Linked DNA regions of Mus musculus: region 2 is linked to region 1. Evidence: chromatin contacts called from ENCODE Hi-C or POLR2A ChIA-PET data. All regions are on one chromosome and are shown on one strand. Each heading gives the region's core, a stretch centred on a gene start or an enhancer-like site at or near the end of the contact. The rest is flanking DNA. Distances are from core to core; before and after follow the strand shown. Region 1 has its middle 12 kb from the start of Gm38873. Region 2 holds the start of Cav3 (caveolin 3).

The links. Hi-C counts contacts between places; a loop is a spot of excess contacts on that map. ChIA-PET counts read pairs that join two places held with the same protein, here RNA polymerase II (POLR2A).
Region 2: a loop to region 1 is called in a map of heart, with 4 times the contacts of the local background. The contact joins the promoter of Cav3 here to the enhancer-like site in region 1. A Hi-C loop is called at or near these places in 8 of 37 maps with a recorded cell type or tissue (CH12.LX, Patski, T-helper 17 cell and 3 more). POLR2A ChIA-PET finds 5 or more read pairs at or near these places in 1 of 5 experiments (embryonic stem cell).

The regions. Positions count from the first base shown.
Region 1 is chr6:112,400,177-112,403,766 of GRCm38, forward strand. No RefSeq gene overlaps it. Among named protein-coding and RNA genes, the nearest start is that of Gm38873, 12 kb to the left of the region's middle. Within about 2 kb of position 1,940, at least 1 of the 3 ENCODE cell types and tissues checked has a DNase peak (open chromatin) inside an H3K27ac peak, as active enhancers do; it is heart, where a contact is called at or near this core.
Region 2 is chr6:112,457,863-112,461,452 of GRCm38, forward strand. Cav3 (caveolin 3) reads left to right here and starts at 1,643. Exons shown (of 2, transcript NM_007617.3): 1 at 1,643-2,063. The coding sequence starts at 1,950. The region is part of intron 1 of LOC115490429 (a long non-coding RNA gene); the gene reads right to left.

The DNA of each region.
Region 1 (3,590 bases), core at 690-3,189:
GCTCCAGTGATTTCCAACTTCCCCAGACTTCATCTTGCCTGCCTGTACAATGAGGCTGAGGCCAGACCAAGGAAAGGAGACCTCTAGAAACTCTCTTTCCCTAACCCTAAAATCAAAAAGGCTAGAGAGAGATCCAAGACTGGTTCTGAAAAAGCTTGAGCCAGAGTTTGTTGGCCTAACAATCCATCTCTCAATTCCTGGTCCCCTTGCTGACCCCAGAATGAGGCTAACAAGAAGGTTGAGGAAAATGCAGTTTCACTCCTGTAACCACAGTAATTCTTGAGACCAGGAGACACTATGAAGAGCAAGGAAGAGATAGTCTTTACTGTTAGGAAGGAAAAGAGGCTACAAGCTTCACAAGCATCTCACTCAACTCTTACTACATCCTGAAGTGAGAATTTAAGCTGTGCCCAGGTCAAAAGTCAGGACTCTGAGGCACAGGAAGAAAATGATTGTACCCAGGTCTCCCAGTAGAACAACGGGGAAACTGTGAGTAGAGTATGTGTCCACTTGGCCTTCCCAACTTCTCGACCCCTTCAACCACATGGGACTTACTATCTTCAAATCATAATGGCATCTTTTTAAAAATATCTCTTCCACTCTTGGGCTCTAAACTCCAAGGAAGTGTCTAATGGTCCTCTGTACCCCTTATATTATTCTCAGTGTTGTTGAATAGGTGGATGGGTGGAAGGATGGATGAATGGTCTTATGGGAAGAAAGATATCTGGACAGACAGAGGTATATATAGGTAGGTGGGCAAACTGAAGAGTGGATGGAAGGTAGAACAGATCTACCTAGGAAGACGAATGGACAGGTAAGTGGGTGGGTGAATGGATATATGAAAGGACAGACAGACAGATGGATGGACAAATGAATGGGTAGATAATCGATCCTATGAGCATTAAGAAGTCACTGAAGACTTGAAAGAAGGAGACTGGCACACAGTGGCATAGAGAAGCACACACTAGGACCAACCCTCAAGAAGATCTCAGCCCAGTCAGAAAGGGACTTCACAGAGACTCAAAACATCTCTAGTCCTGAAATGTCACTTGTACAGATAGAGGTTGTGACCCCAGCCAGATAAGGAAGGATGTCCCTGTGTTCTAGGTGGTAAGAGGTTGGGGAGACAGCCTGGAGGAGCTATGGATAGAGCAATCACTGCAGCATAGCAGGACTTAGATGAACAGGGAGGAGAAGAAAACAAAGGCTGACAGCGAAGTCTGTGGTCTTCCTGGTACATCCCACCAGGGGAGGGTAGCCTCCATGCTTCTGCTCAGCAGGTTCGTGGCACCACTTTTTCATAACGAATTGGTCCAGTGACCCCCTCACCCTAGAGGACACTGGTACTACCAGTGTGGGTACACACCCACATACATGGGGGCTCTACATACCTCTTCCCAGCTGCCAAGAGGTGGTGGCCAGTAACCCAGACACCCTCCTAGTGACTTATACTGGAGCCCCAAGAGGCCAAAGCCCAGGCCATTGCTATGAGGCTTCCTGACCACCCCTTGCTTCCATTCTCCTTCAGGGCAAGCATTGAAAGTGGCGAGAAAGGCATGGACTCTACAGTAAGGGGACAAACCTCTTCCTAGCTGAATAACCTTGGGTAAGTCATTAACCTCTCTGAGCTCCAGCTTCACGGTGGAAAGTGGCATCTCCATTCCTCATAGAGAAATTTCAGTGCAAACAGCAGTGAGCAGGACATAGTTAGTCAACACAGAGTCTGATGCCTTGAGCAGGAGCCACCGCTATTACATATTGGAGAATAAAACTAAATCCTTCCTCCATCTGGCTGGAGAAGTTTAGACGCTCTCCAAGTCTCCAGCTGGGAGAGAAGGAAGAGGACATGTGATCTCTCCACCCACTGACACCTCCAGGAGACCCATATCCACTGGGACTAGCCACTAGCCTGGGTGTGGGCTGGGTAGGGCAGGCTCTGGGACTCTCTGACGCATTCTAGGGCTCTCCAAGGTAAAAAATAGCTTTGCTTTGTTCGCCTAGACACACACCCACTGGACTGGCAGCACGCCCACTGGACAGGCAAGTGGTGGGCTATTTCAAGCTGCATAAACAAGCCTCCACCAAGCCCCAACCTCAGGCCTCCAGAGAGCGGTATTAATAACCCACTATCTCATTCTCCCAGGCCAGAAAGACAGGAAGCAGAGCTCTGAGGCTGGCCAGTCCTGGTGTCCCCCACAATCCCAGCTGACAATGGCCACAACAGGACACTCAAATGTCATATTTCCCGCAAGTAAACAGAACACACAAAGGCTATGGTCGTCATAGTAACGATAACACCAGAAAATTGTTCTGACATATTTCACTGGCTCCCGGCTGCCCTGTTCCTACCACAGGGGCTCATCACTCCTCTCTTACACACTCCTCAGATCTGATGTCGCTGGGGCTTCTCTATCTGTTCTTCCTCTGCTCCATTGGCCCCCCCAACCTTCATTCCCACCTCCTCTCCACCCATCTAACTGCCCACACCCCCTACGCACGCATCTGCCTCCAGAAATCTTTCCTCCAGCTGCCCTTGCCCAAACTAGAGTGGCTCTTTCTGTCCAGCCTCTCATGATACACAGGGTCCATGAACATGGAATACCTCAGCACAGGGGACCTTGCAGGACAGAGATGTTGGTATCTATCTATACTGTGTCACTTCAGTTTGATGGTTAGGTATTTCCTGAAACAATGATTGCTCTTAGCCCTTCGGTGTGTCCATCCATAGGACTTTGCTGCTCCACACACACACACCCTAGCATTGAATCAAGTGTTCAGCTGTCTACTTATGAGCTATGCACCCATGCATATTAAGTTATCTTACAAGTTCTCTGCAGTGAAGAGAGACACAGAGTTGGTCAGGCTCAGTTACATTTGCTTTCTCTGGGAAGACTTGGACAAACATCTCTTCACTTCAGACAGGGTGTCAGTGACAGACTAAGTTCGACCAAGTTCAACCTGATAGACCCCCAAAGCATCACTGACACCCTGCCCTGCAGAGCTGACTCCAAGCCTCACCCTCTCATGCACTCCATAGAAGCTGCAGTGTGGAGTCCCCCTTTCAAGTCAATCTTCCATTTCCTTCCAATATGCCTTGTAGCTGGCAAGCATAAGGCAGGACTGAGTCGTGGCTGGAATCCCAAGTGAGGATTCGATGGCCTTCTCCTCTTCCTTCTTTCTAGAGAGAGTGTCGACAGCCCCATTCTCATTGCCATAGACCTAGCTACCACTGACCTACTCTTTTTGTTTGGTTGCCATAGCTACCAAGTCGAGGTGATCTCTACCCCCAAGGGGTCCATGGGATGGTCATGTTATGCCCAGAGAAAAAAGTCATATAAAAACAGATTCATGCTGTCAGAGGATCTTGAACGCGTTCACGACCGGCCAGGAAGAACGCAGCAAACCGGAATCTTCTGCGGCAAAAGCTTTATTGCTTACATCTTTAGGAGCAAGAGTGCAAGAGAGCAAGAGCTTTATTGCTTACATCTTTAGGAGCCAGAGAGCAAGAGAGCAAGAGCTCTATTGCTTACATCTTCAGGAGCCAGAGAGCAAGAGTGCAAGAGCTCTATTGCTTACATCTTCAGGAGCCA
Region 2 (3,590 bases), core at 393-2,892, 57 kb after region 1:
CAAGAATGGAGCAACCCTACCCCACCCTTGCCATGGCTTCTTCTTCTTGTCTCATTCCAAGCCCAACACACACACACACTTGCAGGGGAAACCACAGACCTGCTCCAAGGCACAGGAGAGCAGAGCAAGGTCTTTGTCCCTTTGGTGTCACTGTGAATAAAGACAGCTTCCAGTAGAAAAGGTTAACTTTTGCTCACTGAATTCTGTTACACTTAAAACAACTGTTAGGGTGGAAGAGCCTGCTAAAATAACATGGACAAGGTAAAGGGGAGGCTTATAACTGGACCTACAACAAAGCTGGTCCCGCTGTCTTTCAAAGCCACCCTGAGGAGCATGTAAAAGACACTGATGTCCTTTCTCTAGTAAACTTCACAACTCTACAGGCATTTACACCTCTATACAGAGAGTCCTGGTTTCCCTGTAACAGGTTGGATTGTGGGTAAGAATGGCTAAGAAAGCCTCTCTCTGTTCTAGGAAAGGGACCACCTGGACCGCTCCAGAGGTAAGCAAGATAGGTTGAGATGGTAGAACAAGACTTACAAACCCAGGCACTAGAGACAGACTCTGCAGGATGCGTTCAGCCTTTCAGCACTTAGGGCGCTAAAAACAAACCTACACTACTTGGCGGCCCCACCTGTGCTGTGGTGTAAATTCTTCCTTCCAGGGCACAAAAAAGCAAGGTTGTCGTGGGTGTCAGGGTGAGAGGAATGCAGGAGAAAGCATCTCCACATCCATGACAAATCCATATCAGGGCAGAGCAGCTCACAGCACAGAAGACAGGAAACAGAGTCAGGAACCAGGACTAGATTTGCCCTTCAGAGACATGCGGCTCCCAGTGACCGACTTCCTCCTCTCGAGCCTGCATTCCACCCTCCAGCACCTCCAGATCCTCCACTCCAGTTGTGAATCCATCAGTGGCTTCATCTGCAGAAACACCCTCCCAGACAGCTCCAGAGGTGCGCTCTCCTAATCTCCTAGGTGTCTCAGTCCAGTTAACCTGACAGTCGAGATGAACTGGGAGTGGGAAGATGGCTCCATCTATAAAGTGCTTGCCGTGCAAACATGAAGACCTGTTTGCCAGGTGGGACTGCTGAGGTGGCTCAGCAAGTAAAGGTGCCTGCCACCAAGCCCCATGGCCTTAGTTTGATTTCCAAGATCTACGTGGCAGAAGGAGAAAACAGATTCCCTTGGGTTGTCCTCTGACCCCATGTATATGCTGTGTACTGCTCACTTGCACGCAAATAAATAAATAAATAAATAAATGTAATTTTAAAATGTTTACACACAGTGATTAACTACTACAGCAAACCCCTAATGTAAGGAGAATCTAGCAGACATTTCCAGTTCCAATAGAATCCTAACAAAGCCAGTCTCCTCTCCTCCAGGGTGGGAAGACTCTTGATGGTTATTTTCTGGTCCTTATAGTATCTCTAGTCACAGATAGGGTCATGGTGGCCCAGAGAAGAGACATGTGCCAAGGTCACTCAGGAGCTAGCAAGAGACAGAGCTGGGACCGAGCCCACCTCCCTTCTTGGGCAGCTGCTCCTGGGAGGAGCCTGAGTATGGAGTGGAGCAGAGCGGCAAATTCCAGGGACTCCAAGGGGTTTGCTCAGCCCGCCTCCACAGAGTACCGGGAAGGCCAGGCCCTGGTGGCTGGCAGGGAATGCCAGGTCTCCTCTCGCGTGAGGCCAATGTCCTGCACAGCCCCCTTTAAGGAGCGTTCTGCCATCCAGTCTTAATTTTAGCTTGGAGGCGTGCCACCAGCAGCTTTAACTAGAGGCCGGCTGAAGTTATGCAGGACAGCTGTCAGCCGGCATGCTGGGTGGGGCCTATTTAGCCGGCAGCGGCACCAGTCTGGAGACCCTAAGCTTGGTCTTTCTGCCCCCAGGACTATCAACGATACCAGCCACAAGGCTCTGATCGCCTCCTGAAGGAGCCCCAGCCTCACAATGATGACCGAAGAGCACACGGATCTGGAAGCTCGGATCATCAAGGACATTCACTGCAAGGAGATAGACTTGGTGAACCGCGACCCCAAGAACATCAATGAGGACATTGTGAAGGTAGGCTCGGTGCCCAAGTGGGACATCATGGTCCTCACACACTTGAAGTCAGCCTCCCCAAAATCCCCTGGATACTGTCTTCTTCAAACCCCAGCAAACAGGCAAAGTTGTACAGGCCTTAGCAAGGCAAGAAGAAAACTTTAACCACCTTCATAATGGTGTTAAGGGGAAGACACCAAAAATGCCATCTTACTAGTAGCTCCAAGTGCCTGCCCTTGGCTCTGGCCCCAGGCCCCAGAGGAGTCACTGGGAAGATACAGAACCTGGGCCAAGTGGTTGCTTTGCTTTGCCAGCAGCATTTAGGCTGTCTCCATAGTGGGCTTGGGGTTAATCTGAGGCCAGCTTCATCAGTGGCCCCTCCAAGAGACACTAGTTGCCCCACAGCAGTGCCTAGTATTTGTCTCTCAAGCAGAATGAGCCTTACAGGCCATCCTTCATGTTCCCTGCCTCCCTAGCTCCCTGCTTCAGCCAAGGCCTAGTAGCCAGGACTAGGCAAAGGCCTCTCAGCAGGCACCCAGAAAAGAATACTTAAGTGCCTTGGGTCCCCATGACTCAATCTCTGTCTAAACTAAATGCCAGAGGAACCCCATCAGAGCAAAGTCCCAGCCACCAGCTTCAGAGTCCCCAGAGTAGCTGGGCATCCAGGCTAGGTACTGGGACTCACAGGCCAGAGCTGCCTGTGGAACTACAGGTGCAGTGTGGCCCCGGAACAGTCACCCTGCGCACTGTCAAACCATCCACAGCACTGCAGTCACTCCTTCCAGCGGCTGAGCTCTGAATATAATTGTGAGGACTGTGCTCTCAGCATGACAGTCACTGTGGCTTAGTGTTACATGTGTAGTTTTTATAGGATTCCACTAGAGCCGTACCCGGCTTACAGAAAAGCTAGGCAGACATTATAGAGATGGCCAAAGTACCCACCTGCTGTGAAATTTAAAGTTTTCTAGCAGTTACTTAAAAAAAAGAAGAAATTGATTTTTATGAGGCCAACAAGATGGCTCAGTGAGAAATGATGCCCACTGCCAATTCTAATAACCCTGAGTTCTAGCCCAGAACCTATGTGATAGAAAGAAAACAGACTCCTACAAGGCCTCTGAATTCCACACATGCACCATAGCACATCATGTACACACACACACACACACACACACACACACACACACACACACACACATACACACACACACATACACACACACACATACACACACATACACATACACACACATACACACACACACACATACACACACACACACATACACGCACACACTAATTTTTAAAAGAAATTAATTTTTATGTTTTCACTTAATTCTGTATCCAGAATTGTAGCATTTCAACACCTAAGCCACATAAAAGGATACACATCTGTTTCTAGAACTCTGTATGTCTTTTACTGAGGACACACCTCTTTGTGGACTCCAGATTTTCCTCAGTAATACATGTTCCATATTTGGTTCATAAAATTTAACATTGAAAACTGATTCACATGGTCAGATTGTGCCGGACATTCTTACGTTTTTCCAC